Regions from separate parts of the Homo sapiens genome. Here regions 1, 2, 4, 5 and 6 are each linked to region 3. The links are chromatin contacts, found by Hi-C or POLR2A ChIA-PET in ENCODE. All regions are on one chromosome and are shown on one strand. The core of a region is the stretch at or near the end of the contact, and the rest is flanking DNA. Distances in the headings are between cores, read along the strand shown. Region 1 holds the start of TBCC (tubulin folding cofactor C). Region 2 holds the start of KLHDC3 (kelch domain containing 3). Region 3 holds the start of MRPS10 (mitochondrial ribosomal protein S10). Region 4 holds the start of SRF (serum response factor). Region 5 holds the start of BICRAL (BICRA like chromatin remodeling complex associated protein). Region 6 holds the start of FOXP4 (forkhead box P4).

Region 1 (4,596 bases), core at 1,754-4,253, 530 kb before region 3:
AAAGTCCATAATACGTTAGAATTCTTTCATTTTTCAAGATGTCTACAAGAGAGCAGTACCTTGATTCACAAGCCCTTTGAGATATCATTGAAAGTAGGATGCAGAACTCAGAGCTGCTTGCCTTTTGCTACATTTCCCCCGTAATGCATTCCCCACTCTCCTTCCATCAAAACAGGCACTTACCTCTGACAAGCTGGGATATATTTCAAAGATGCATGCTGAATCCACTGCCCTCAAATGGCAGAGAGAGGATGCAAACACAGCCGGGCAATGCCAGCCATTTCGCAGCCTTCCTACTGTGTTTGAACTCAGAAACAGCTTTATCTCCATTTCTTGACCACATACCTCACAGCCTGCAGCTGTGCAGGGGGGCTGTAAAGAACTGTCCAGCCAATGCTTCACAATGACCGTATCACTCACTGACCCCTTTCCACTACTCCTCACATCAGTCTTTGAAACTGCCCCTAACACACCGGGTCACCTGGGTGACCTGTCAAGCTCTGTTTTTAACTGTTTCCTTTTCTTGAAAGTTCGAACTAACCAACTTCAAGTATTTAGAAACTTCCCAAGTCTACTGGATTGTAGCAAAAACCTGTTGGTAGACAGAAATGAAGTTCTTGAAAGGGTTTAATAACATTCAATTCCACTTGGGATACAGCCAACACTTACAACACCCATAGATTCACTATGCCTAATACCGAAATGTTATCTCACTCCAGCTGCAACCTCCAAGTCCAATAAACCTTCTTTAGCTACAAACGTTCTTAATTTGAGTGAGACAGGTTCAACCTGAAAAACTTAAAAGGTCAGGTTGTTTTTTTCTAGAAAAATAAATCTTCTCTAAAGCTTCTTTGCTTAAATCAACATTTCATAAAATAAAGCAGCTATTGCAATTCCTCCACGACTTGGACAATATAACTAGCTTTCTTGTCCACCAGCTTTCAGACCCACAGTTTTGTGAAATAAACCTGCTTTTCTGGAAAAAAAAAAAAAAAAAAAAAGGGCCAGGCACAGTGGCTCATGCCTGTAATCCCGGCACTATGGGAGGCCGAGGCGGGCGCATCACCTGAGGTCGGGAGTTCGAGACGAGCCTGACCAACATGGAGAAACCCCGTCTCTACTAAAAATACAAAATTAGCCGGACATGGTGGCGCATGCCTGTAGTCCCAGCTACTCGGGAGGCTGAGGCAGGAGAATCACTTGAACTCGGGAGGCGGATAGCGGTGAGCCGAGATCGCGCCATTGCACTCCAGCCTGGGCAACAACAGCATAACTCCGTCTCAAAAAAAAAAAAAAAAAACAAAATAAAACAAAAAAGCAAAAACAGAAGCCTCACCTAATCTGCCCATAAAACAAGACTAGTGAAAACGATGACTATGCACAAGAGTAAGCACCATTGTTTTTCGGCACCCCCTTTTCCATCGGGTGCACGCAGGCACGCGGACACACAAGCCTCTCCCCTGCCCCCGCGCCCCGCCTGCGCGGGGAATCTGCCACACGGTATGAACTGTGCTCTCAGCGGAGAAATACTCTGGCCCAGCAATTTATGTGTGTTTTGTTTGTTTTAAGTGGGAAGGAAAGGAAGAGAGTGGGGCGTGAAAATGGGAGATCAGTTTTAACTCAGATTTAATTCAATGGTTCGCGTTTCCTCCCATCTTTCTCTGCATCAAAATGCAGGTAGATCGGTGAAATTTCAAGTTTCTTGGGTCGTTAAATACCCCAATTTAAACGATGGAGGCTGGGAACTGGGGATATAAGGAGGAAACCTAGGGTTGGAAGGGCGGGCAGGGTTAAAGAGGTTCGGGAGCTCCGCAGATCTGAGCGAAGCATGCGAGGCTGCCGCGCCCGGGCAGCGGCTGCGTCTCGGGTTCTCGCCCTGCCCGCTGCCTCGGGTTTTTGCCAGTGACTGCGCCGTCTTGGCTGCCCACCCACACCTCGGGTTGGTCCCGACTTTAGGCTAGGCCATTCACTTCCGGTGACAAATCCCTCCCACCACCCCTAGAAATAATGTACCGCTTCTCCCACCGCTTTCCTAAGACCGACCGCCCCAGAGAGCCACGGAGCCCGGGGCTAGGGTCTCACCCCAGCGCGGCCGGCGACGCCCAGCTGCGGAGGGAGTGGCCGGGACCGAGCTCGGGGAGGGCAGGGAAGAAAGAGGAAGGGGGTGTGGATCTCACCTTCCCCCGCCCCCACCCCTCCGACTGCAGCAATTGGCCAAAAAAATAGTAATCCTTTTATGGACTCCCCCAGGGCCCCTCGAACCAGGTTGCAGTGAGGAACCCAGTCTCTCCCATCGCAGTGCCCCTTGCCTTCTCCTGCCCTAGTAACTGCCTGCGGGGATCCAGGAGCCCCCAGGCCGCGCCGAACTGCAGTGGATAGGGGGGAGGGGGGCGGTAAGGATGAGGGCTACGGGGAGGCAGAAATGGGTTGGGGGAAGGGGTGGTGGAAGGGAAAAGAAAAAACCGGAGGCATGCAAGCGGCTCCCCAGCCAGCTGTTCCAGCTGCTGCTTCCTCCGGCGCGGGCCAGGCGGTGCAATATTCCCCCCCGCTCCATCTTTCTCACCACTACCTGTCCCCCCAACCCACCACACGCACTCATCCCTCCCACCCACACCCCTAGTAGCGGATCTCCGGCCTGTAAGGGGGTAGTAGGGAGGAGCTGGGGGGAGGGGGAGGCCTGCGAGTTTCTAACCTTGTTCTTATAAACAAACCCACATGTGCAGCTGCCGCTGCTGCAACTCACCCCACAATCCCGGATATAAGTCCTGCCCCTTTAAGAGGAAAAAAAAGATTCCCCCGCCTGCCTCCCACCCCACCCATCCACAAGAACCTTTGTCTTCCCACCCCCATAGTCAGTCGGCCCCGCCCCATCTCCCCGCCCCCTCCGACGCAGAGGAACCAATAGGCGAAGAAAATAAGGCCGGGGATCTGACATCATCATGTTAGGCCAATCACCGGACGCGTTGGTGGGAGGCCTCACGGACAGCGCGCCCGGAGGAAGGAAGACAAGAGAGAGGAAGCTTGAAGCCAATATGGAGTCCGTCAGTTGCTCCGCTGCTGCTGTCAGGACCGGAGACATGGAGTCCCAGCGGGACCTGAGCCTGGTGCCTGAGCGGCTTCAGAGACGCGAACAAGAACGGCAGCTGGAAGTTGAAAGGCGGAAACAAAAGCGGCAGAACCAGGAGGTAGAGAAGGAGAACAGCCACTTTTTCGTCGCCACCTTTGTTCGGGAGCGAGCGGCCGTGGAAGAGCTTCTGGAGCGCGCGGAGTCGGTCGAGCGGCTGGAGGAGGCGGCCTCTCGGCTCCAGGGGCTGCAGAAACTAATCAACGACTCAGTTTTTTTCCTAGCCGCTTACGACCTGCGGCAGGGACAAGAGGCGCTGGCGCGGCTGCAGGCGGCCTTGGCCGAGCGGCGCCGGGGGCTGCAGCCCAAGAAGCGTTTCGCTTTCAAGACCCGGGGAAAGGATGCTGCTTCGTCTACCAAAGTAGACGCGGCTCCTGGCATCCCCCCGGCAGTTGAAAGCATACAGGACTCCCCGCTGCCCAAGAAGGCGGAAGGAGACCTCGGCCCCAGCTGGGTCTGCGGTTTCTCCAACCTGGAGTCCCAAGTCTTGGAGAAGAGAGCCAGCGAGTTGCACCAGCGCGACGTTCTTTTGACCGAACTGAGCAACTGCACGGTCAGACTGTATGGAAATCCCAACACCCTGCGGCTAACCAAGGCCCACAGCTGCAAGCTGCTCTGCGGTCCGGTGTCTACCTCTGTTTTCCTGGAGGACTGCAGTGACTGCGTGCTGGCAGTGGCCTGCCAACAGCTCCGCATACACAGTACGAAAGACACCCGCATCTTCCTGCAGGTGACCAGCAGGGCCATCGTGGAGGACTGCAGTGGGATCCAGTTCGCCCCTTACACCTGGAGCTACCCGGAGATCGACAAGGACTTCGAGAGCTCTGGTTTAGATAGGAGCAAAAATAACTGGAACGATGTTGACGATTTTAACTGGCTGGCCCGGGATATGGCCTCCCCAAACTGGAGTATTCTTCCTGAAGAGGAGCGAAATATCCAGTGGGACTAAGCAGTTGTCACTCTGTTCTTCACTCCTACCAAATACTTTCCACGTTGGACTTTCCCCCTTATTGGGTCTCGAAGTTTACTTATTGTCACACTGTGTATGTTTTCAGCATTTTAAGGCTAGAGATTGTAATGGGCTCCTACTTGTAATTTCCATTAAATTCGTAACAGGTATAACACTAAAGCATTTTTGCTATTTTCGTCATGCCTTTGAGACTGAGTCTTACTCCGTCCCCCAGCGTGGTGGCGCGCTGGGATTACAGGCGCGCGCCACCACGCGAACTTGTATTTTTAGTAGAGACGGGGTTTCGCCATGTTGTCCGGGCTGCTCTCGAACTCCTGACCTCAGGTGATCCACCCGCTTCAGCTTCCCAAAGTGCTGGCATTACAGGCGTGAGCCACCACGCCAGGGCTTTATTTATTTATTTTTACCACAATAGTTTGAAGCAGTAAGGGGGAAGGAGGGTGATTATATTGCTTTGTAATGGTTTGTGATACTTGAAACATCACGGTGCATAATAAAGTAG
Region 2 (4,522 bases), core at 1,420-3,919, 800 kb before region 3:
GAAGGGTGGGGCCACCCCCACCTGATTGCCAGCTCAGAATCTGCATATCATGGTCACAACCTACTCGTGGAGGCTCCACTCTGTCCCTGGCTTGGCACAAACTTGAAGCCCCCTTCCCAAACGGTATATTCTCTTGTCTCTGCTCTGCTTACTGCCACCTCTCTAAGAATCTGTGTTCTTTGAGGTGGGGAAAGGGATCTCAAAATACTCACAGCTATTAATAGCCCAGCCAGCCTCAAACAGTCCATTGAAAGCTGGCATGAGTGCCTCAAAGCAGAAAAGCTTTCAGGCTTTTAGAGTGGAACAATCCCCCTACCCAAGATAGGGCGGGACTGATCCAGGACAGGGACCTCCATGTTACCGCGGTTGGTTAGCCCCTCACAGGGAGCTCCTGTCAAGCTGAGTTGTTGTCATTGGGGTCACCCAGGGCCCCCCACAGGCACAAGGAGTTCCTTTGACAGCTGTGCCTGGTATGCTGCCAGGACTTAAGCCAGAAAGGTATGTGTATGCTTAGGCTTGGGGGATGGTGATAGAGGGAGGGGTTTTCTCCTCCTGCCACTTCCCCATCCCTGCTACTGTGGTAGAGAACAAGCCATTTCCAGTAGAAAAGAGAGAACAAGCTCTTCCACAACTTGGGTTCCTGAAAGGCGGATAGAGGTGGGAGTGTGCAATGCAAAGGGGAAGGGGCTGGGCACAGTGGCTCACACCTGTAATCCCAGCACCCTGAGAGGCCGAGGCAGGTGGATCACGAGATCAAGAGACGGAGACCATCCTGGCCAACATGGTGAAACCCGTCTCTACTAAAAATACAAAAATTAGCTGGGCACGGTGGCGCGCACCTGTAGTCCCAGCTACTCAGGAGGCTGAGGCAGGAGAATTGCTTGCACTCGGGTGGCGGAGGTTGGAGTGAGCCGAGATCACACCACTGCACTCCAGTCTGGCGACAGAGCGAGACTCTGTCTCAAAACAAAAAAAAAGGGGAAGGGAGGCAAAAAATGCCCTTGGGCAGGACAAGAGAAAGATCCAGCATGAGAAGTCATGGTCTTTTTTTTTTTTTTTTTTTTTAGATGAAGTCTCGCTCTTGCCCCCAGGCTGGAGCGCAATGGTGCAATCTCAGCTCACTGCAAACTCTGCCTCCCTCCCGGGTTCAAGCGATTCTCCTGCCTCAGCCTCCCAAGTAGCTGGGATTACAGGCGCCTGCCACCATGCCCAGCTAATTTTTGTATTTTTAGTAGAGATGGGGTCTCACTATGTTGGCCAGGCTGGTCTCAAACTCCTGACCTCAGGTGATCCACCGTCCTCGGTCTCCTGAAGTGCTGGGATTACAGGCGTGAGCCACCATGCCCAGCTGGTCATGGTCTCTTAAACACAACCTGTCAACCTAGTGGCACGTACACCTGGGTACATCTGAGGTTTTTTCAGGCAAATCCTTGCAACTGACAATGCTTTTGCTGGCAAGCATCTCCTGAGTTTGGGTGTATCATCATCTGCTCCCTGTTTAAGAAGCCCTGGCAGAGGAAAGGGCCAGGCAAAACCTCAGGCACTAAAACAGCTCAAATAAGGGAGGCCCCTTGCAGGAAAGAGACATGGCTTTCAGCTGGCTTGCTAGTCCCACCCACCCAACCTCCCCCAACTCCACACCCTAAGCTTTAAATAGCCATGGGACCCATCCTGAAATAGCCCCAGCAGGAAGCTACTCTCACTTCATTACTCCCGCTCTCCAAAATATCTTGGGTCTGGGCTTGTGGAGACTGTTAGGAGGTCGATGGGCTTAAGAATGGAAGTCTTCCATCCTCCCTTATATTCTCTATTCTTCCCTTCAGATATGTCAAGGTAAAGTAAAATATGCACAGGAGAGGAGATAAGCAATTCCAGCCAAAGGTGGAGAAAAAAAATTTTAGTTTCTCTGCCATATAAACAACTCAAATTCAAGGAGAACAAGCCCCCAGGCGCTCAGGGGCTCCTCTTATCCCTGGGTCTCCCCAGTCCTCCATCACCACCAAGCATTTTCAAACTTCTTCTATTCCCTTAATGTATCTACCCGCCTGGTCTCTTGCATTTTTTATTCCCCATTTCTCGCCCTTCTTGATCTCGTGAGAGCTTTGCAGTTTTCTCATTTTTCCTTCTCCTACCATTCCAAGCTCCACCCAACAGCCCTCCATTTTCCCACCTCCACTAAGGAAAGAAAAATTAGCATGCACTGACCACGATACCCCTCTCTGCATATGACTCTATCCCTGTCTTCTTCCAGACATTCCGGCCTCCCCTAGCCCACCACGCCAGACACCCCTCCCCTTCCATTATGCTCAGCTTCCCTGTTTTCATGGCCCAGTCTTCCTTCCCATTTCCTTCATTGCTTCCTCCAGACACCAGGTCTCTCCTACCCATCTCCTCGCCATCCTCCCCTAGCCCTGCTTTCCCCATTAACACTCTCCTTTCCCATCATCCCCCTAGCTCCCTCCCCACCCCCACCTCATCACTCTCAGGCCCCTCCCCCGCCACTCCAGCTCCAGACAGCACGTCCTAAGCCCCCTAATTCTCCCTTGCCCTTCTACCCATCCCAGGCTACCTGCCAGGCCGAGCCGGGGCGGGGCCGCGGGTCCTCGAGCTGCCTGCAGCCTAGAACCCGTTGCGCGCCAACCGACGCCTTAGTCCCCAACGAGATAAACACAGCCAAGCTCGGTTCTTCCGGCGGGCAGCTGTGCGCGCACGTGCAGTCGTAGCTAAGTGCCGGAGGCATTTCGGGACTTGTAGTCCATACGTTTCCTGAGGGACGAGAGGGCTGAGGAGTGGGCAGGGGCGTAGGAGAGATTCTGCGCATGTGCAAATATGTGTCGAGACCGAGGAGGCCACTGGGTAATGCAGTCCTTTGTTTTTTGGGCTGGGAATGACGGAGGCGGGGCAAGGGGCGGACTCCTCGTCCTCGCCAGCGTCAATCATGGATATGGGGCGGGGCTGGAGGACTAGGCACCTCTGCACGTCCTGCCCCGCCGGAAGTGGAGGCCGCGGGCTCTGAGCGGGTGAGGCGCGCGGGAACACCGGCGCCGGGATTCGGATGGGGGCGGGTGGGGGACGCTGCAGCTGGGGCCATTTGAGGGGAGCCCATGGGGCCTGAAAGGCATCTGTCAGGCGGTACAGAGGGGGTCCTCTAGGAGAGGGGAGAAGGGGGCGGGTACGCCGACCTGTTTAGGGGAGTCTGATGACCCAGAGTTCCCAAGTCGCGGGGGAGGCGTGGCGCGGGGAGCCGGGGTTCTGGAAGGGGTGTCTTTTAGGAGGTGGCAGGGCCTCCGGTTGGGCGTTTAACTAGGAAGTGGCGGAGCAAGTTGGTGGGGCCTGGTTCAAGATAAGAACCCCGACTTAGGAGGGGGAGGAACGAGAGGCTGGAATTGGGGCGGAGGGGTGGAGGATGCAGGAGCCTCGGGGAGGAGCTGGTTTTTTGCACGCAGGAGACTACAAGGAGATGATGAGAGGATGAAGATGGGCCTGGTTTCATCCGATCCCTGTCCTACCGCCTCCCTGTTCTTGCAGCCCCTGCCCGGATGGCAACAGTAGTTCTAGGAGGAGACACCATGGGCCCTGAGCGTATCTTCCCCAATCAGACTGAGGAACTGGGACATCAGGGCCCTTCAGAAGGCACTGGGGATTGGAGCAGTGAGGAGCCTGAGGAAGAGCAGGAGGAAACGGGGTCGGGCCCAGCTGGCTACTCCTACCAGCCCCTGAACCAAGATCCTGAACAAGAGGAGGTGGAACTGGCACCAGTGGGGGATGGAGATGTAGTTGCTGACATCCAGGATCGAATCCAGGTAGGGTGGAGGAGGGATGGTTCCTGAACAGGTGAAGCTGGGCTCCCTGAAAGCCTAGACCCAAACGGTCTTCTGTGGCTCTGCAGGCCCTGGGGCTTCATTTGCCAGACCCACCATTAGAGAGTGAAGATGAAGATGAGGAGGGAGCTACAGCGTTGAACAACCACAGCTCTATTCCCATGGACCCAGGTAAAAGATCATTCTTTCATTCTGGAATAATTACTAAGGAAATGAACTGGCATGAGTCAGTAGAAGGAAGTTTCAGAGGAAGACCCTATCCTAAAAAGATAGTTTGTAAACTAAGATTTTGTAGACTTCAGAGTCCAAGTGAAATGCTCTTTTGCTAGCTTTGGGGATGGGCAGGCTTGCCTTAAAGTAACAAGGTGGATTTGGTGACCCTAGCAGCCCAAGGGCTCTGGGTTGATTCGGGGATTGGGGAGGGGAGCTGGTCCCATTATTTCTATGCCTGAATGGCCTCTGGCTCTGATTTCAGAACATGTAGAGCTGGTGAAAAGGACAATGGCTGGAGTAAGCCTGCCTGCGCCAGGGGTTCCTGCCTGGGCTCGGGAGATATCGGATGCCCAGTGGGAAGATGTGGTACAGAAAGCCCTCCAAGCCCGGCAGGCATCCCCTGCCTGGAAGTGACCACAGTGAGAGCTGCCTTATATTCCTACATTCCAGGCCAGAACCAGCACAGGACTGAACACATCCCTGGTTGT
Region 3 (4,947 bases), core at 109-2,608:
ACCTGGCCTTTTCTTTTCTTTTCTTTTTTTTTTTTTTTTTTTAGACAGAGTCTCATTGTGTCTCCCAGGCTGGAGTGCAGTGGCACGATCTTGCCTCACTGCAACCTCCACTTCCCGGGTTCAAGCAATTCTCGTGCCTCAGCCTCCTGAGTAGCTGGGACTACAGGCACACAACGATGACACCCCACTAATTTTTTGTATTTTTAGTAGAGATGGGGTTTCACCATGTTGGCCAGGCTGGTCTCGAACTCCTGACCTCAGGTGATCCGCCCACCTCAGCCTCCCAAAGTGCTGGGATTACAGGCGTGAGCCACCGCACCCAGCCTGAAGAAGTTTTTATTATAGCAAATCCCAGTTATACATCTTTTTACTTGGAAAAAATTATGGTGGACATTAATAATTAGACAAAACACTTTGGCTTGTTGTAAGTGAAGCTAGCCATTGTAAATTCCTAAATACTAGAGTAACATAAGGAAATGAATAATTTAGAAAGATCAGTAGGACAGCGGTATACAAAATGGTTGGAGCACAGGAATTCCAATTGGTGTGGGGAAGGAAGAAAGGATTAAGAACCATAATTAGAAAGCCGCTGCAATAAGGTAACTGAGTGGCAACTGGACCCAATGGTAGTGGCCGACTTTTCTTTTTCTTGTTAAATATAGATTTTGTTAAAATTTTGAAAAATGCAAAAAAAATTGAAAAATGCAAAAATAGGAAAATAAATCACCCATTATTCCAGTACTGAAGTAAATGGTGTCAATACACTAGTTTCAGTCCGGGCTTTGTGGTTCATGCCTGTAATCTCAGTCCTTTGGGAGGCCAAGGCCAGAGGATCACTTGAGGACAGGAATTCAAGACCAGCCCACAAAATAACGAGAGCAATATAATGAGACCCTGTCTCTACAAGAAAATTAAAAAAAAAAACAAAAAATTAGTCGGCTGTGGTGGCACGCACTTGTAGTCCAGCTACTTGGGAGGCTGAGGCAGGAGGATCACTTGAGGCAGGAGTTTGAGGCTGCAGTGAGCTATGACTGTGCCACTGCACTCCAGCCTGGGCAGCCGAGTGAGACTCAGTCTCTAAAAGGAAAAAATAAGTAAATAAATAAATGTGTGTGTGTGTGTGTGTGTATACACACACAACAATTTAAAGGTGAAAACATTAATAGGGCTTGGTAACTATCCAGACACTGGCCGGAGCCAAACCAGCCTGGCCAGCCAACTGTCCCGCCCCCAAAAAGCACAGGTTCATGTCTCTATGGTTGTTCCAGCGCCGGAACATGAGGATGTACTCTCTTCTTTTGCGGAACTCTATGGTCTGAGGACGCCGCTGTAACCCCGGAAGCAATCCTGAGAGGTCGGGACCGGCAAGATGGCGGCGCGGACAGCGTTCGGTGCTGTGTGCCGGCGCCTCTGGCAGGTACTGGATTGGCTAGGGAGACTAGGAGGGCTGACCGGGATAGTTGCTTTTAAGTTTCCCTGCCACCAGCCGCTCTGCCCATCAGGATTTTTCCTGATATTTATCCCTCACCTCGCGCCGTTTACAGGAAAGTGACGAGAAAGGGGCTAGTTTTATCAGAATTCTCTCATGGAATTAAATATAAGTTAGTGAGTCCAGGCAAAGATAGGAACAAGAATAATCGTAGAATGTCAGAGCTGGAAAAGATTTTGTACTTCGTATGTTCCAAAACCCCTCCTTTCACGCTTGCAAAATAAACTGAGGCTCAGAGAAGACAGGAAATTTGCCTCGCGAAAATTAGAGGCTGAGCTGGTGCAAGATATCAGACTCTTCCCATGGAACTAAATTGAGATGCTTTCCTGGCATCCAAATTTAGATGAAGGTCTCAAGCCAGAGAAGTGGGTTAGATATCCTCTGCGCAGTTATTTGCAGGAGGAGCAAAAACTTTTCAGCAGCGGTTCTCCTGCTTTTTGGCCTTGGGACCACTTTACACTTTCGGAGTTCAGGACTCCAGAGAGCTTTTGTTTTTGTGGGTTTTTGCTATCTATATTTAGCTTTTTGGAAAATAAAACTTAAGAATATATATTGATTTAAAAGTAACACTAACTCATTACATGTTACAACTAATACTTTATGAAAAATATATTTTCTGAACAAACTGAGTAAGGAGCAGCAATGTTTTACATTTTTGCAGCTCTCTTTAATTTCTGGCTTAATAAAAGCTAGATTCAAATCTGCTTCTGTATTTAATCTTTTCCTATATCACACCTCAGGCTGTCACGGGAAAACTTCACTGTACACTGGTAAGAGAATGAGTGGAAAAGTTGTAAATGACGTTTTGGTTTTATGAAAATAGTTTTGATTTCCCGGATCCCCTGAAAGTGTCTCAGACCCCACAGACGTCCTCAGACTACACTTTGAGACCACCGTTTTTGTTTTTGTTTTTGTTTGGAGACGGAGTTTCGCTCTTGTCGCCCAAGCTGGAGCGCAATGGCACGATCTCGGCTCACTACAGCCTCCACCTCCCGGGTTCAAGTGATTCTCCTACCTCAGCCTCCCGAGCAGCTGGAATTACAGTCATGCGTCACCATGCCCAGCTAGTATTTGTATGTTTAGCAGAGACGGGGTTTCACCATGTCGGTCAGGCTGGTCTCGAACTCCTGACCTCAAGTGATCCGGCAGCCTCGGCCTCCCAAAGTGCTGGGATTACAGCCTTGAGCCACCGCACCCGGCCTGAAAACCACTGTTCTTGAGAAAAGTCAGATGGTATTAGAGATTGAAATTTTTGAACTGCTTTATTAAGACAAATTTACCCAGACAGCCCTCCCTTCCAAACCACCACTCCCCCAACACACACACACACACACACACACACACTCTCTCTCTCTCTCTCTCTCTCTCTCAAGAAATACAAAGAAAAAATGCAATTTAAAAACTTCTTGGCCGGGCACGGTGGCTCACGCCTGTAATCCCTACACTTTGGGAGGCCGAGGTGGGCGGATCACGAGATCAGGAGATCAAGACCATCCTGGCTAACATGGCAAAACTCCGTCTCTACTAAAAATACAAAAATTAGCTGAGTGTGGCGGTGGGCCCCTGTAATCCCACCTACTCAGGAGGCTAAGGCAGGAGACTTGCTTGAACCCAGGAGGCGGAGGTTTCAGTGAGCTGAGAATGCTCCACTGTACTCCAGCCTGGGCGACAGAGCAAGACTCTCTCAAAAAAAAAAAAAAAAAGAAAAGAAAAAAAAAAGAAAAGAAAAAGCAGAGGTTTATAGTGGGAGAATGTGACTGAGAAGTGTAATATTCTTGCTCCTCTTGCACAACTCGATTGTGGGGTCACTGGTGTAATTGTTGGGAGGGAATTTTCTATGCAATTTTGTCTGAAGAATGGCACATACCTCTTACCACTTTGTGTTGTACCTGATTTCCTTTTTCCTTTTCCCCTTTGGTGCAAAGAAGATTATAGAGTTATGATTTGTCTCTATCTTGGGTAAGGAGAGGAAGGACAATAAGCTAAGAATAGGCTTTTAAAACGTGGCTAGGTGGTGGTTCACTCCTGAAATCCCAGCACTTTGGGACACTGAGGCTGGAGGATCGCTTGAGCCCACGAGTTCAAGACCAGCCTGGGAAATATGGTGAAACCCCATCTCTACAAAAGTACAAAATATTAGCTGGGCCTGGTGGCCCGTGCCTGTAGTCCCAGCTATCTGGGAGACTGGGGTGGGAGGACCACCTGAACCTGGGAGGTCCAGGCCATGATCATGCAACTGCACTCCAGCCTGGATAACAGAGTGAGACCTTGTCTCAAAAAAACCCTGAAAAAACAAACAAAAACGTACTTAGGTGACAATCATTTGTATTAATGAAACTTCACTTATGCTAAACTTCTTTTTTTTTTTTTGAGAGGGAGTCTCGCTCTGTCACCCAGCCTGGACCTCCGCCTCCCGGGTTCAAGCGATTCTCCTGCCTCAGCCTCCCAAGTAACTAGGATCACAACCGCACCGCCACCATGCCTGGCTAATTTTTGTATTTTTAGTAGAGACAGGGTTTCACCATGTTGGCCAGGCTGCTCTGGAACTCCTGACTACAAGTGATCCACCCACCTTGGCCTCCCAAAGTGCTGGGATTACAGGTGTGAGCCACGGCACCTGGCCTTATTTTCATCTTCATTGTGTTTTTAAGGATTCTATTGTGTTTCCACTTTCTCAGGTTACACTTCAAAATCTCAGAAAAGTTGAAAGGAAAAAACAGCTGTTATATGTAGTAGTATCGTTTGTTTCCTAAAACTGGAAAGTCTTGTTCCACCAGGGGGAGCTGATGGTAAAGGATTTGGAAATGTGGGTTCGTTGTAGCATGTGGCACAGTAGTTAATGATGGGTATAAGTCACAGCACATATTTCAGTTCATTATAAGCTAGTTATCCCAGCCAAGCTAAGAAATATGTATGCTTTAAAAGATGTATGAAAGCATCAAAAGAGGGATACTTCAGAATTTTTATTCCAACTCTTAACAAATTATAAAAACAATATATTTTATTGCTTAAAGATATTCAGGCAAAATAAGTATTATACTGAAGTACAATTAATTTGTAAAAAATAATGGGAAAATGAAGTCACATTTTTTCTTGATGTCCACATAATTCATAGCTTTTTTTAAATGTGAGAATTGTTTTTTTTGAAAAAGTTTTTATTCCTAATCTTTAAAATAGAGATTCTCTAGTATTTTGAGACTGCTTTTTTTTTTATCATCAGCTCTACCATTGTCCTCTTTTTTTTTTCAATCTAATTTGGCCATTTTAGTTACCCCAGTATCTTCGTCTGAAATAATGAGGTAACCTTTTAGTTTTTAGTGGAAATTATGAATGGTTTGGTAGTTGACTTTAATTCTAACACATGTCCTACTTTTTTTTTCTTTAGGGATTGGGGAATTTTTCTGTAAACACTTCTAAGGGCAATACAGCCAAAAATGGTGGCTTGCTTCTGTAAGTAT
Region 4 (4,704 bases), core at 1,024-3,523, 950 kb before region 3:
CTTAGTGCCTGGAATGTCCCAGAGCCTCACCCCTTCTCACTGTCACAGGGACCAGGATGGATCCCTACCTATCACACTGGAATTTGTACAAGACATTAGTGATAATGGACCATTTAAGCTCCAACTGTCCCATGTTTCTTTCCAGAAACTGCACAGGCTCCAACTTGTTGCCACAGCCTAGTTTCTCCTTTTGCCCTGTAATACTTTACTGCCCTTACTCCTTTGTCTTGGGAAGAAGGTTATGGAAGGAGAGAAGAGAGTTTTCCTTAATTACCTCCCCCCACAATCTTCTCCACTGATGATCAAGTGACAAGGGACACTGATACAACAGTGTCTGGAGTGATGGGAGACGAGACCTAGATTAGCACTAAACATCCTGCCATGAGCCCAGGAAGGGGACCTTCAAGGATGGCCCCATAGATGCCATACTCTCCCAACAAAGTTCTGCAAACCACCTTGGAAGCAGCTCTGGTTTCTACATGGGACAGAAATAAACACCAGCCAGTGTTCCCAAGGATCCAGCTCCTTGTCTCCCAGTTCCTCTGCTTTCATCTCTTCCCTTATCGTCTACACCCCAAAATGACTCCTTTCCTCAACACTTTTCACTGGCTGGCAGAAGAGGAATTCCTAGGTACCTCTGCAAGCCTCCCTGACTTCCCCCAAACCCCATCCAAGCATAGATTCTCCCTAGGGCTGGAAACCCCACTTGTCCTAACGGCAGGAGATTCTGCAGCGGGTCCTGCCAGGAGCATGTGGTTCCCAGTGGATGCCATGGAAGACTCACGGCCGGCGCAGGACTAGGTTCCTGCTGCTCAGGGCAGCACCAGTTCTCCTGCCCCGCTCCCTTACCTGGTCCCTAACCCTGCCTGTCCTTCCAACCAGCACTACTCTCGTGGTGCCCACTTCCTCCCACACATGTTCGCTCATTGTTGTCATGCAGCTCCAGCCTCCTCACCTCCATACCTTCTCGTTTGCTCCCTGCTTTTCCGGCGCCCTCGTCCGAACACCGGAGTGCACTGGACCTACTGATCCCGGGTTCTCATTATCCACCTCCCCGGCAGCCTCGTAGCCTCCCATCACCGCTCCTCACCCCTTCACTCAGCAAGGGCCCTCTTCCTCTCTGGCGCCGGTCACTCCCACCTCTGCGCCTTTCCCCACGGTTGCGAGCGTTCGCGGGATCTCCCCTCTCCCCACATTTCCCCGGCGGCCCCTCCCCTTCGGCCCTCCCCGGGCAGGAGCCATCCCCTCCCACACACCTCCTGCGGACTCGCAGCCTCTCACCTCCGCCTCGGCTCTGCGGTCCTCCCGGGCTCCCTTTGCACATCCCCACCCCAACCGGGCCCCGGGGCCGGCCAGCCCCCCGGCTTGGTACCTTCTTCATGATGCCCGTCTTCCTCTTGCTGAAGGTCGTGTAGCGCCGCAGCTTGTTGTCGATGAACTCCATCTTGATCTTCACGCGGCCCCGGGTCTTCTTACCCGGCTTGGCCCCGCTCACCGCGCCGCTCACCGGCCCGTAGCCCCCGGTGGCCGCTGCCGACGCCTCGGGCCCACCGACCACCATACCGATCTCCATCTCGCTCAGGCTCCGCTTCAGGCCGCGCCGCTCGGCGCCCAGCTCCTCCTCCTCGCCCGACTCCGAGTCGCCCTCGCTGCCGCTGTAGAGGGCCCCCGCGGTGGGCGCCGGGGTGGTTGCCGCCGCTGCCGCAGCCTCCCGCTCCAGGCGGCCGGGCCCGAGCCCCGCGCCATTCCCGGGGACCCGGCCCCCGTTAGCCCCGCGTGTCCCGCCGCCGCCGCCCGGCCGCCCCGTCGGGGTCCGGTTCAGGCTGCCCCCCAGGGCCGAGCCCCGGCCCAGAGCCGCCGCGGCCCCAGCTTGGGTCGGTAACATGGCGCTCGATGCAGGAGGGCGGACGGGCAGTCAGCGAGGAATCGGAGCCGCCGCAGCCGCCGCCATCGGCTTCCCGGCTCAACCCGGCACTCCCGCTGCTGCTAGTGCCGCTATCGCTGCCGCGGCCGCCGCTGCGAACCCGGGGCCCCTGCACGCCCGGGCCGACCTGGGCCCTCACTTTCCTGCCCCTGTGGCCCGGGTTGCCCCAGGCCGCGCGCAGCGCCCCCTGTCCGTCTGCTAGGGCGGCGCGCCGGGCGGCCGTCAGCGTCCCCCGGGGGGCAGGGGCTGCTGGCCGCGGCCGAGACGGCGGGTGGAGGGGGCCGGGACCACGCGCTGGCGGCGGAGGGATCCCCCGACCCTTCCCCCCATATAAAGAGATACAATGTTTCCTTTTATGGCGAGGCCGCTCCTTATATGGTGAGCCCCAGCGCCCCCGCCCCATTGGTCCGTGGTTCCGGCACCTCCGCTCCCCATTGGCCCACAAGAGGGCGCTTATTTGCATAGACATACCGAACTCGTTGCTGTCATCTCGCGTCAGACCGCGACTCTGAGAGGGGTGGAGCCGACGCCTCTTAAAGGAACCGGAGAGCAGGCACGATTCCGCCTCCCTGAACCCGAGAATGATAGAACGGTTTGGGAGGCACCCGCGGAGAAGGAGGCTGGGACTGGAGCGCAGTCTTGCGGAAGAGAGGGAGCAGCACTAGTAAATGGGCACCGGGACCGCTGGAGGCAAACACTGGGGAAACCCCTGGGTGGATTGTGGGGTTTGCAGTAAATAAAAAAATACAGCCCAAATTCCAAGGGAGGAGTGCAGGGATTGATTGGAGCATTTCCTCACGCCTTCCTAAGGGAGGCACAGTTATTGGCTGAGCGGAGAGAGCTTGGGTCCCCGCCCGGTGTCCAGACTCGTCGCGCCCCAGCCTCTCAGCTCTAACTTTTCCCCTACCCCCAACTTCCCTTCCCTTTCCCTCGCTTTTGTAGGCGACGAAACTTTCCCACCGGGCTGGCTCGAGGATCTTCATTCATCATCCTCTGCACTGGGGGGTCTTTGGCAGACATACATCTGGAAAAGGCTGGTGGAGGGGAGGGCGAGAGAGAGAGATCGGCCTCCCAGTCCTGAGGCGGGCAGGGAGGAGAGACGGAGATCAGGGAGGAGAGATGGAGATCAGTGAAGACTTCCAGCTGCAGGCTGGACTTGGGGAGGAGGACGTCCCGAGGATAAAGCCCACCCTACAGCCAGTGCAAAGACTTGGGAAAGTGTGGCCCGACAGAAAGTTTAAGCCCAAGCAAGCACGCTCGCGCACACACACGCACATACACACACTTCTCTGGAAAGCCCGTTGGAGAAAAAAAAAAAAGTTTCACACAGGGTATCGCTCTGTCGCCCAACCTGGAGTGCAGTGGCGGGATCTGAGCTCATTGCAACCTCTGCCTCCCGGGTTCAAGCGATTCTCCCACCTCCGCCTCTCACGTAGCTGGAACTACAGGTGCGCGCCACCACTCTGGCCTAATTTTTGTATTTTTTGTAGAGATGGGGTTTTGCCATGTTGCCCAGACTGGTTTCGAACTCCTGGCCTCAAGCGATCCTTCCCCCTCGGCTTCCCAAAGTGCTGGGATTATAGGCATGAACCACCGTGCCCAGCAGAAAAAAAAAAAAAAAAAAAAAAAAACTTAAAAGATTAGAACTGGGGTGCTGCAAAGTGAGGTTCAAGCTCTGGGTCTGGGTCTTTTCTCCAAAGCAGTGAAAATAGCTTGGACTTTGCTGTTACAGAATTATTTAAATCTGGAATCTGCCTCTTGGTAAGCCCTGTGCCTGGAAACAAGTGACAAGTGATCTGATCTCTCCAGACGCAATATTCATCAATGCTGCTATCCATTCCCTGAGTTTTTTTTTTTTTTTTTTTTGAGACAGAGTCTCGCTCTGTCGCCCAGGCTGGAGTGCACTGGCACGATCTCGACTCACTGCAACCTCTGCCTCCCCAGTTCAAGCGATTCTCCTGCTGCCTCAGCTTCCCAAATAGCTGGGATTACAGGTGCCCACCACCACACCTGGCTAGTTATTTTGTGTTTTTAGTAGAGATGGGGTTTCGCCATGTTGTCCAGGCTGGTCTCGAACTGCTGACCTCAAGTGATCCTCCCACCTCGGTCTCCCAAGGTGCTGGGATTACAGGCATGAGCCACCATGCCGGGCCTATTCCATGAAATTCTTAATGCAGATTTAATGACATAAAGACTAAAGGGCAGAGTAATTGGTCAGTGGTTAGGCAATAGGAGTTACCTGGAGTAAGTCACCTCATCCTAGGGATAAAGCATCTTGGCATGTTTAAGGGGATGGGAGGCAGTGATTATTCCTGCCCGAAAAATTATGGAGATTAAATAAAGCAGTTGATTGTAACCTAGTCATTACTGGTAGTGGTAGTGATATCAATTCAGTATACTACAATCAACATTTAAAAGAATAAATTAATGGGTATCACAAAAAGCAAGGGCAAATATTGTTGCATAAAATGTTTGTTTGCATTATATATAGGTTGAACCCTACAAAATTGCCATTTTATAGGTCAAGAAGGTGGGATATTGTCAATTTCTCATAATTCAGTGTATGTGTGTAATGGATGACAATATTAACTGCATTTCTTACTGTGAGTCACAATCCAAAAGCTTGAAAAATACTGAAATAAAATATGTGCAAGTGATCAGTAAAATATAGTGTGTATTTTGTGTGTATAGTGAATAAAATATAGTGTGTATTTTTTGTCATATAGAGATAAGGTCTCCCTATGTTGCCCAGGCTGGTCTCAAACTTCTGGGCTCAAGCG
Region 5 (4,422 bases), core at 353-2,852, 560 kb before region 3:
GGGGAAGGAGAAGGCCGCGCGACCCCAGTCCCATCTCCAGAATTCAGCACCCTGCTCTCGGCTCCCGCTAGCCCCGGGCCTCGCGGCGCCCTGGTCATCGAGATGTCCTCGGAGGGCGCCGCCCGCGCCGCGAGAAAGATGGCGCCCGCCGAGCAACTGCGCCACCAGCCCTGGCGACAGGCCAGGCCCAGCGCCATCTTAGCGCCTTCCAACCGCACCCCCCCACCCAATATCCCGCATTTGGGGCGACTCGGGGGGGCGCGAACAGCATAACGCCCGCGCGCACTCGGCCAAAAATGCGCCGTCCCAGCCGCACATCTCTTCTGGCCGGCGCGGCGAACAGCGCGGGCCTCGCAGGAGACGCCCGGCTGGGCCGCCGGTCCTCCGCGCGGCTGGGGGCTCGGCCGGACGCGGCCGCGGATCCTCGGCGGTGCTTCGAAAAGGCAGCGAGGCGGCTGGGAAGGGGCAGTCCCGCGGCAGGTGCGCGCCGCCGCCGCGGGCTCGGAGCGGGAGCGGGAACGGGGCCGGGGCGACTCGCCTGCCCCGAGCTCTCCCCGCCGCACCCCGGACCTGCTCTCCTCGCCGCGGCCGCCCGCAGATGCGGCGGGAATGGGGAAGCCAGGATGAAAAATAAACCCCGTCTCCGCCGCCTCCCTCCCCACCCTCTCCCCTCCCCCTCCCCAGACGCGGGGTCCATTTTGCCGAGAAGAAAGAAAATGTGATTCACACCCTAGAGCTTCCGAGAGAGAAAAGAAACGAGGGGGGGAAAACAGAGGGGAGGAGATTGGAAAAGCTTATTTTTCTTCCTCGCCCGCCGTCACTCCAGGCCCTCCCTGCCCCCTGCTCGCGGCCCCGCCGCGCCGTCTTCCCCTCGCCGAGCCCTGCTCCCTCCTTCCCGGCTCCCGGCGGCTCCGGGGGGCGGAAAACACACTCACACTCGCGCACACAACTAATTTTAAACCGGCTCAATCAATGAGTCATTAAAAGGCTTCCCTCCCCTCCCCTCCCCACCACCAACCGCCACGCCACCCCCTTCCCGGGCTCTCCCTCTCCCCGCTCCAGAAATTTGCATCCGCGGAAAAGAAAAAAAAGGAAAAAGAAAGGCGCCGGGCCCCCACCCCGCCGAGGCGCCCCCGGCCCGGCCTCGCCGCCCCCTGCCCGCCTGCGCCCCCGCCCGAGACACTGAACTTGGTCTTCCCGGGGCCCCGGCAGCGCTGGGAAAGGCATAAACACTCGATTCCCCTTTTCTCCGTGTCCATTAAACATCCACCCACCACCACCATCACCCACCCACAAACCCACCCCCCCCCAAAAAAAAAAAAAAAACACAGCCTTAGCCAATAGCTCTCTGGGCTGAAACCTAATATCCTGGTTTTGGCAACTCGGTGTTTAATTTGCTCCTTTCTTTTCAGTCTGGAGACAGATCTCCAGCCCCCCCTCCCTCGCTTTTCCCCTCCCCGAAGGAAAGAGGCAGAGGAAGGAGGTTGTGTGTTTTTTTTTTCTCCTTGAAATTTTTATCACAAAATTATAATACACTCAAAGGGAAACTCACCGTCATGAAAAAGCAGTGCCTTGTCAACGGGGTTTCTGCGCCATCGCAACAGGGGCGGCGGCGGCGGCGGCGGCGGGCGCGGGGCCGGGGGCCGGAGCGCGGGAGCTCCCGGCCGAGCGGCGCCGGCCACACGCGCTCCGCTCTCTCTCTCGCTCACCCCCGCGCCGGGCCGGGGCGCCGCTCCCCGCGCCCGCCCGGCCTTCATGCTCTGCGCCCGGGCAAACCGCTCGCCTGCTCGTCTACCTCCAAACTTCGGTTCTCGCCTGGCAAAAAATGTGGAGATTAGGATTTTTTTAATTTAAAAAATTTTTTTTTTTTTTTTTGGAAAATCAAGCTGCAAGGATGTTCATTCGTTTCCTTTGGGATTCTTTTCAACTTCAGAAATGTATTGGTTTATTCAAGAAACAGTTTTATTTGGCTTTAAAACAATTACTAAGATCCACGAGGTGCGTGCTAATTCTCTTGCAGGCTCTCTCTCCACACACACACACACACACACACACACCCACCCACCCACCCAGTTTAACTTGACACGGGAAGGGGGGAGATTAAAGACAAAAAAAAAAAACCCTACAAGATTTGTTTAGAACTCTAATTAGAGCAAGCCTCAGTGAATACGTTTTGCATATGCTTTTTAAAAACCAAAACGACTTTTAACTTAGTTATTAGGCAAATAACTGGTTCATCCTAACTTTCAAATGTACTAAGCTTTCCTTTGCAACACTCTTTGTCCATTCCAAAATTCTTGAAACCTTACCTGTGAAGCCCGTATGTGAACATTAAAAAGGAAAACAAAACTTCAGTGACTAAAAGGAAGGTGAGGCAGAGTAAATCACTCTCAAAACATTCATTTTCTACTGCCTTCTCTTTATGTAGATATCTTTTATCTCTATATTTGCGGAATTTTCATTACATAACCCCCTCATTCTTAAAAGAGAGCTAGTCAATCTTTTAACATTCTTTGGTCCAAGTATAACTACCACCTATTTTTAATCTCAAATCTCAAATTGTTGAAACTTCTCTGTAAACTATCTAGTATCCAAAGTATTTAGATTATGTGGCCCAGGCCGGGCGCGGTGGCTCACGCCTGTAATTCCAACACTTTGGGAGGCCGAGGCGAGTGGATCACCTGAGGTCAGCAGTTCGAGACCAGTCTGGACAACATGGTGAAACCCTGTCTCTACTAAAAATACAAAAATTAGCTGGGCGTGGTGGTGGGCTCCTGTAATCCCAGCTACTCGGGAGGCTGAGGCAGGAGAATCGCTTGAACCCGGGAGACAAAGGTTGCAGTGAGCGGAGATCGCGCATTGCACTCTAGCCTGGGCGACACAGCAAGACTCAAACAAAAACAAAACAAAACAACAACAACAACAACATTACGTGGCCTGGAGTGGGAGCAGGTGCCTTTGTAGTCTAGGTTAACTACAAATGCCCACAAAATATACTAGGGGTTTTGTTGTCTTTTATTTTAAATAAACATCAAGGATAGGTAAAAGGTGAATTGTACAGAATGTAATTCAGGTTTTAAAAAATACATATTAAGCCTAAGAAATGTTATAAATTATTTTAAAATTCATTTGTAATGCATATAGCAATAGGATCCTGCTGATAAACAGAATGCTCAGCTGCTCTGCCTATGGAGTAGCTATTCTCAAATGGCTCAAGCCCATCTCTCCCAGATATTTGGTGAGTTCTCAATAAAACTCTCTCTAGATTAAAATTATTTAAGTGAAATTATTGTATGGCTTCTATATCCCCTTAAGCATTAAAAAAAAATGTAATGGTAGTACACCTTTCTTGCATATATAAGGATACTGTAACTGGACTATGTTGCATAAATTAAATCTGTTGGGGCCGGCATACAATGTTGTCATATTCAACACAGAAGATCTTTTTAGTCAGGGTACAGTGGTTCAAGCCTGTAATCCTAGCCCTTTGGGAGGCTGAGGGAGGAGGATCATTTGAGGTTAGAAGTTTGAGACCAGCCTGGGCAACATGGTGCGAGATCCCATCTCTAAAAAAAAAATTAAAAATTAGCCAGGTATGTGTGGCACATGCCTGTAGTTCCAGCTACTGGGGAGGCTGAGGCAGGACGACTGCTTGAGCCCATAAGTTGGAGGTTGCAGTGAGCTATGGGCAGGCTGACAGAGTGAGACCCTGTCTCTAAAAAATAATAAAAAAGATCTGGCTGGGTGCCGTGGCTCACGCTTGCAATCCCTTTGGGAGGCCAAGATGGGAGGATAGCTTGAGGCCAGGAGTTCAAGAGCAGCTTGGTCAACATGGTGAAACCCCGTCTCTACCAAAAATACAAAAATTAGCCGGGCATGGTGGCATGCACCTGTAGTCCCAGCTACTACAGAGAGGCTGAGGCACGAGAATCGCTTGAGATTGAGCAACAGAGCAAGACTCTGTCTCAAAAAACAAACAAAGAAAAACACTATATCTTGTTCTGGTACTGCCATTCTATCATTCATAATGTATGCTTTATATTTAAATGTGCCTTAAAAATACATTCAGTGATTTAGTATTACACAGTATCATTGAGGTGTTTTCTCAGATATTTTGCTTCAAATGCAGCCAAGGGCTCCTTGGAACAGTAATCTTTGCATAAATTAGCATATTTTTCTACACCTGATGGTTGGACCAACCAGTTTTCTAATTGGCTTGGAAAATTTTTTAAACATGTTTTAAGTTGCCTTTGGATTGGCTGGGATGTAATTATAATACCCATTTCTAAGAATTACATTTCAAGAGTCCATATATTATGCATTGCAATTAGGACCAACCAAGCAAGTTTTACAGCTGTTGCTCCACAGCTCCAATGATATGTGTGTGTGTGTGTGTGTGTGTGTGTGTGTGTGTGTGTGTGT
Region 6 (4,975 bases), core at 1,847-4,346, 670 kb after region 3:
CTACCTGCCTACAGCCAGAACGGAAGTTTTCGGCTCTAAAGGCAGAGGAAGGGGGCTGGGGGCGTCTAGGTGTGAGGAAGATCCCTACACAGAAAGGGACAGGAGCAGGTCCCTTTGCAAGTGGGACCCTTTGCAAATGCTCTGGCCCTGGCGTTCTCCAGCACTGGGGTCAGGTCTTTCTCTCTCCAGGGCTCAGGGGTTCCCCAACTCCGTAACTCCTGGGAAACCTGTCCAGGACAGGGAGAAGGACAGAAAACTCCACCCAGGCGCCCAGCCCTTGGTGCCAGGAGAGAAGGCTCCCATGGTCTCCCAAACTTAGTAGCAAGGCTGGAGCCAGGATAAAGTGGGTCCTGAGGGTCCCGTCCCGCAGGAGAGATTCAGCGCTCACCCTGGCCCTGGGTGTGGAGGCTGAGAGGGGGCAACCACAAAACCACCTCTTCCCCTTGCCACCTTGCCCCACTGACTAGAGTGTGAGTGACTCCCCCAACTCACAGTTTTTTGAGTTTCAGATCGAAAGGGCACCATGGGAGCCAACAAGCTGTCCAGGTACCAAGAGCAGAGCCCCAGTATCCTCCCTCCAGCCACCAGGTAACAGAGCCCCAAAACCCCGAGGCAAAAGTTTCTCAAGTTGAAAAAAAAAAAAAAAAAAAAAGGCCTTCAGACTTCCCCACAGCGGTTTTCCGCGGGGGCGGGCAGAGGTTTTCTGAGGCCGTGGCTCCCCTTCAGGCGGCTGGGTCCACTGGGCCTGGCCTTCGGCCCCTGCACCTACCGGCTGGTTCGCAGCAGGGGGAGGGGGTGGGGGAGAGCTCAAAATGCCCGGTGCCCGCAGGGCATGGCGGTCAGGGGGCCCTTCAGCCCTGGTTTTCTGTGGAAAGTGAGCTTCTGGGTTCGACAGTGGGACCGGCACAGACCTTCCCGCAGCTACAGGCCATACGACAACCCCGCTGCTCTTTCTTTCTGCGGGCACTCGGGCCAGTCCTAACAATTGCCCCTCAAGCTGTGTGTGCTGCCCTAACCCTCAATCCCGAACCCGAAACAGTGCGTGCTGGGACGAATCTAGGCAGGTCTCCGAAACCGGGGTGAAGATGCTGAAGTTCAGGTAAAAACCCGCATTGGCCAAAATGCTCCCGGGCTTTCTCGGGAGTCACCCGAATGGCAACTTCAGGCTCGGGTTTGGTTCTCCGGACTCCCCACCCCTATTCCCGGCTCCAGGCGCCGCGGTCAACCTGCGGGGAGACTAGACGTTGGGGTGCCAGACACGCGGTGATCTCCAGACGCCCGAAACGCCAGGCGCCGAGTGAGCGAGGAAACCAGCCGGGAGGGGGCTGGCCAGGGAAGCCGGGGAGCAAAGGAAAGAGCGGGGCGCGCTCTGGGCTCAGGGTTCCCATACCCTTTCCCCCCAACCTAGGATCGGGGTGGGACGCAGGTGTGTTCACGAGATCGCCCCAGTTGGGGGACACAGGGAATCCGCCGCCGTCTGGGCCTGTCTCAAAATCCGCATTCCGCGAAATTACCCGGTCCTTTATGGGGGCGGCCGGGACCCCAGGTCGCATTCTAGCGCCACTGGCTGTGCTCTGACGCAGCCCAAGGAAGTTTGTTTGGCGTGGATGAGGAGCCCGAGGCTGAAGCGCCGCCGGTCAGAGAGGTGCTGGGGTTGTCCAGGGGAGATACCAGACTCCTCAGTTGGGGCGGGGGGGGGTCCTGCTCGGTCACTCCGGGCTCCTTCCCTGGTGGCCTCCGGGCCCCCGTGGCCGCCCTCTCTTCCCCCCTTAAGTGGTGAAGCGGGAGCTCTCTCCACAGCGGGTGAGTAGAGGTGTCAGCCAGATCGTTTCCCCACCCTCCACCTCCGGCGCACAAATCACAGGGGCCATTTCCAGACGCTCTCAAGTCCCCAAGAAGTTTTCCGCTCTATCCCCGAGCTGACCGAGCGATGGAAAAGGGGCTGACTGGCCCTGGCACTTCCGAGGTGCGACCTCAGCAAGACAAGTCCCCTCTTCACCAGAGACGACACGGCGGGTAGGACCGCGATCCCCCGCTCTCTTGCCCCCATTTTCATCTGTCTCCGGCGCGTCCTGGGGAGTCCGGTACCGACTAGAGTTGGGGGGAGCCACTTCCCTTCCCAGCTCTGGAAAGTCTGGGCCGGGAAGTATTCTTTGTCTGACTCGGGGCGGGGAGGGGGTCGCGCCCCCGTACACCCCATTCCCAGAGGCCCGGCGGGGAGGGGGCGGGGCCCAGATTCTTGGGGAAGGGCGGGCCTCGGTGGCCTCTCCGGCCGCCCCCCTCCCCGCCCCGGCCTCCGGCTGCCCCCACTCCCGCCGCGCCACAGCCCCCACCTGTTCCCGAGGCAGCTCCGGCCCGCTGGGGCCCGGGCCAGGGGCGGAATGTCGCGGCTGCGCGGGGTCAGTGCGCCACGGCCGGCCCTGGCTGGAACAAAGTGCGCCGGCCCGGGCCCGGCTCCTCCTGGCGCCCGGCGCCCAGCGCGTCTCGGGCGGGCAGTTTGCAAACACAAAGTGAGCCAGCGAGCGGGCGAGAGAGTGCGCGAGCGAGGGAGTTGGTCTGGTCGCCCGCCCAGCCCCCACCCACGTCCCTGGGCCCGACCCGCCACCTACCTGTCCCGCCCGGCCGCTCCGTGCGGGCTCCGGCCCGTCAGCCCGCGCGGGGCATGGGGCTCGCTCCGGTCGCAGCCCGGGCCCGCCGCCGCCCGCCGGGGCTGCCCTTCCGCGCCGCCCCGCGTCGCGCAGCTCCCGGGCGTCCTCCCAGCGCGCCGGGCCGACCGCCGCGCGCCTCAACCCCGCCGGGGCATGGCACTTTGTGGGCTGCTTGGCTCGCTCCGGCTCCGCTCTTCCTTCCCGGTCCTTCCGCGACGCTCGTCAGCTCGCTCCGGCTCCCGGGCTCCCGGACCCCGGCGTCCCCGCCCCCGGCCCAGCCCTGGTTCCGGCCCGGGCTCCTCCCCGCCGCGCCGCCGCCGCCTGCGCCGCGCCCTCCTCGCGGGCTGGGGGCTCCGTCCCGGCCGCCGGCCGCCGGCCGCACTGTCCGGTCCGCAGGGACGGCGGGCTCCGGACTCCGAGGGGCTGCGACTGAGCCTGGGCTGCGAGTGGCTGCGAGCGGGCGGCGCGCGGGCGGGGCGGGAGGGGGCGGGGGAGGAGGAGGGTGGAGAGGGAAGGAGGGAGCGCGCGGAGAGCGAGGGAGGAGGGAGCGAGAGAGCAAGCGGCGGAGGGAGGGGAGACCAACTTCTAGTGCTACCATAATTCGCCTAAAGCAGGTGCAGCAACTTTCACCCCGCCTGGCAGCCCGCTGAGAGCGAGAGAAAACCACGTGCACCAAACTTTAGGGGAGGAAAAATGGGAACGTGGGGAGAAGACGTGAGGCGGCAGATCTGAAAAAGATGGTAGGTGGAGGGACCCCAGGGATTCACCCTGGCCTCGGACTAATCCTATGGGGCGCTTGCAAACCCCGGCCATCCCCTGGAGTCTGAAGGTACGGCCAAGTCCTGATCCCACACGGTTCACTGGTTCCCGGCGGGCTGCGCTCGGCGCGGGGAGTGGCCGGGGGCCCAGAGACGGAGCCAGTGTCAGGCCCGGGCCCTGTCTGGCCTCCCTCCTGCTCCCCACTGCGTGGGGGCTGGGGGTGGGCTTCCTGAGCCGAGGGTAGAAGGTGGGGAGGCCCCTTCAGGGCTTTGTGAACGGTCACCCCCTGGCGCGCACTGCCTCCCTCTGCGGAAAGGGAATTTCCCGTAAAGTGCTCTGCGAACCAGTGAAGAAGGGGCCCAAGGCCAGAGCCATGCGGGCAAAGTGAAGTGCAAAGTTGAGGCAATTATCCGGACAAATTAGATTGTAAACAAAACCCCGCGTCTCTGAACATCGCTTTTGCCCAGGGGGACTGGAGGGATTGTGGTGGTGGCGGCGATGGTGTGTTTGGGTTGGGAGGGGGAGGTCTGGGTGAGGAAATGCCCACGGCCCAAGGGGGAGGGCTGTGTTGTTAGCAGACGCACCACTCAGAGTCCCGTGGAAATCTCAATACCCGTCCCCCTCCCCGCCCCACACACGCCGGAAACATCTCCCATCTGTCTGCATGTGTTGGGGGTGGGGAGAAGTGAAGGAGGCCTCAGGGGTCCTCATGAAGTACCCCAACCCAGCTCAGTGATGCCGGGTCCCCATGACCAAGGGAGGATCCTGTTGTGGGATCAGGACAAGAAGACAGTGGCTCTTGAAGCCTCTCCTGGCCCTAAATCCTCAGGCAGGTGGACAAGAGGCTGGCATAGTATGTGAGCCCCTGTGGAGTGGGAGCTGGAAGCCTGAGGTGTGGGGTCGGAGCTGCAAGGATTGATGCTTAGTTGCCTGGGGGGAGGGGATTTCTTGGCCGTTCCAGTGGTCCTTGAAAGAAAAGGGGACCTCAGAGAGGAGGCACCCTCTTGGGTTGTTTTTCATCACTTCTGTCCCTTTTCTGCAATGTTAGTGACACCTGCACAGGTCCACATTTTATGTATTTGCCTTTTTGGGCAGGTGGGACAGGCATACTTAGGTCCTGCTGGAGCGTTTTAGATTTCTAGGTGTGAAATTGTGCAGGGAAGACTCTAAGTGCCATTTATGTGGATATCTCAGTGTCCTTTCCAGTGTGGCAACTGAGATAACCATAGCCATAAGAATAAAATAACAGCTAACATCTGAGTCGTACCACCCACCAGCCATTTAATCTTCACAGTAACCCCAGGAGGGAGATATTTGTATTATCTCCATTTTATAGAAGAGGAAACTGAGGCACAAAGAGATCAAGTAACTTGCCCAGGCTTACACAGCTGCTGGTCAGTGATGAGCCAGATTCCAACTAGAGCCACTTCAGTGAGGACAAGAAAGAAGCTCATGGTGGTCTCTGAAGCGACACTGCCTGCTTGTGGGTTAGCTGAGGGGAAGGATATTCTGGGAGAAAGAAAGCCCTTGGTAGTACTATCTGATTTACCTTCTGTTGAGGCCCAGCT

The links. A loop is a pair of places that touch in the nucleus more often than their neighbours do. ChIA-PET counts read pairs that join two places held with the same protein, here RNA polymerase II (POLR2A). Pooled maps may share reads with other maps.
Region 1: a loop to region 3 is called in a map of B cell, with 12 times the contacts of the local background. The contact joins the promoter of TBCC here to the promoter of MRPS10 in region 3. A Hi-C loop is called at or near these places in 1 of 168 maps with a recorded cell type or tissue (B cell), 2 of 37 single-sample maps with no recorded cell type and 11 of 50 pooled maps. POLR2A ChIA-PET finds 5 or more read pairs at or near these places in 4 of 52 experiments (A673, HCT116, activated B cell and 1 more).
Region 2: a map of CD8-positive, alpha-beta T cell shows a loop between it and region 3 (26-fold over the local background). The contact joins the promoter of KLHDC3 here to the promoter of MRPS10 in region 3. A Hi-C loop is called at or near these places in 4 of 168 maps with a recorded cell type or tissue (CD4-positive, alpha-beta T cell, CD8-positive, alpha-beta T cell and gastrocnemius medialis), 1 of 37 single-sample maps with no recorded cell type and 14 of 50 pooled maps. POLR2A ChIA-PET finds 5 or more read pairs at or near these places in 2 of 52 experiments (H1 and activated T-cell).
Region 4: a map of CD8-positive, alpha-beta T cell shows a loop between it and region 3 (8-fold over the local background). The contact joins the promoter of SRF here to the promoter of MRPS10 in region 3. A Hi-C loop is called at or near these places in 2 of 168 maps with a recorded cell type or tissue (CD8-positive, alpha-beta T cell and naive thymus-derived CD4-positive, alpha-beta T cell), 2 of 37 single-sample maps with no recorded cell type and 10 of 50 pooled maps.
Region 5: a loop to region 3 is called in a pooled map, with 3 times the contacts of the local background. The contact joins the promoter of BICRAL here to the promoter of MRPS10 in region 3. A Hi-C loop is called at or near these places in 2 of 37 single-sample maps with no recorded cell type and 5 of 50 pooled maps. POLR2A ChIA-PET finds 5 or more read pairs at or near these places in 5 of 52 experiments (A549, A673, GM12878 and 2 more).
Region 6: a loop to region 3 is called in a pooled map, with 5 times the contacts of the local background. The contact joins the promoter of FOXP4 here to the promoter of MRPS10 in region 3. A Hi-C loop is called at or near these places in 2 of 37 single-sample maps with no recorded cell type and 7 of 50 pooled maps. POLR2A ChIA-PET finds 5 or more read pairs at or near these places in 1 of 52 experiments (activated naive CD8-positive, alpha-beta T cell).

What each region holds. Positions count from the first base shown.
Region 1 is chr6:42,744,510-42,749,105 of GRCh38, reverse strand. It overlaps TBCC (tubulin folding cofactor C), which reads left to right and starts at 3,003. Exons shown (of 1, transcript NM_003192.3): 1 at 3,003-4,596. The coding sequence starts at 3,033. The coding sequence ends at 4,073. It also overlaps a transcript of BICRAL not described here. RefSeq lists enhancers at 1,511-1,560, 1,947-2,910, 2,975-3,184, 3,215-3,294, 3,355-3,514 and a silencer at 1,945-2,004.
Region 2 is chr6:43,012,396-43,016,917 of GRCh38, reverse strand. KLHDC3 (kelch domain containing 3) reads right to left here and starts at 2,669. Exons shown (of 11, transcript NM_057161.4): 1 at 2,570-2,669. MEA1 (male-enhanced antigen 1) reads left to right here and starts at 2,972. Exons shown (of 4, transcript NM_014623.4): 1 at 2,972-3,132; 2 at 3,529-3,803; 3 at 3,890-3,992; 4 at 4,297-4,522. The coding sequence starts at 3,105. The coding sequence ends at 4,448. RefSeq lists an enhancer at 2,721-2,840 and a silencer at 3,051-3,100.
Region 3 is chr6:42,214,272-42,219,218 of GRCh38, reverse strand. It overlaps MRPS10 (mitochondrial ribosomal protein S10), which reads left to right and starts at 1,358. Exons shown (of 7, transcript NM_018141.4): 1 at 1,358-1,417; 2 at 4,875-4,939. The coding sequence starts at 1,370. RefSeq lists enhancers at 1,191-1,470, 2,042-2,643, 2,644-3,246.
Region 4 is chr6:43,168,838-43,173,541 of GRCh38, reverse strand. SRF (serum response factor) reads right to left here and starts at 2,273. Exons shown (of 7, transcript NM_003131.4): 1 at 1,373-2,273. The coding sequence starts at 1,885. RefSeq lists enhancers at 845-1,054, 345-1,313, 2,340-3,069 and a silencer at 1,785-2,364.
Region 5 is chr6:42,779,232-42,783,653 of GRCh38, reverse strand. It overlaps BICRAL (BICRA like chromatin remodeling complex associated protein), which reads right to left and starts at 1,602. Exons shown (of 13, transcript NM_001393499.1): 1 at 1,553-1,602. LOC401261 (a long non-coding RNA gene) reads right to left here and starts at 158. Exons shown (of 2, transcript NR_134654.1): 1 at 1-158. RefSeq lists enhancers at 1-37, 1-103, 58-247, 104-793 and a silencer at 328-667.
Region 6 is chr6:41,544,502-41,549,476 of GRCh38, reverse strand. FOXP4 (forkhead box P4) reads right to left here and starts at 3,096. Exons shown (of 17, transcript NM_001012426.2): 1 at 2,610-3,096. It overlaps FOXP4-AS1 (FOXP4 antisense RNA 1), which reads left to right and starts at 856. Exons shown (of 2, transcript NR_126415.1): 1 at 856-1,099. RefSeq lists silencers at 1,780-1,929, 2,220-2,399, 2,470-3,149, 3,480-3,749, 4,792-4,975 and an enhancer at 3,300-3,409.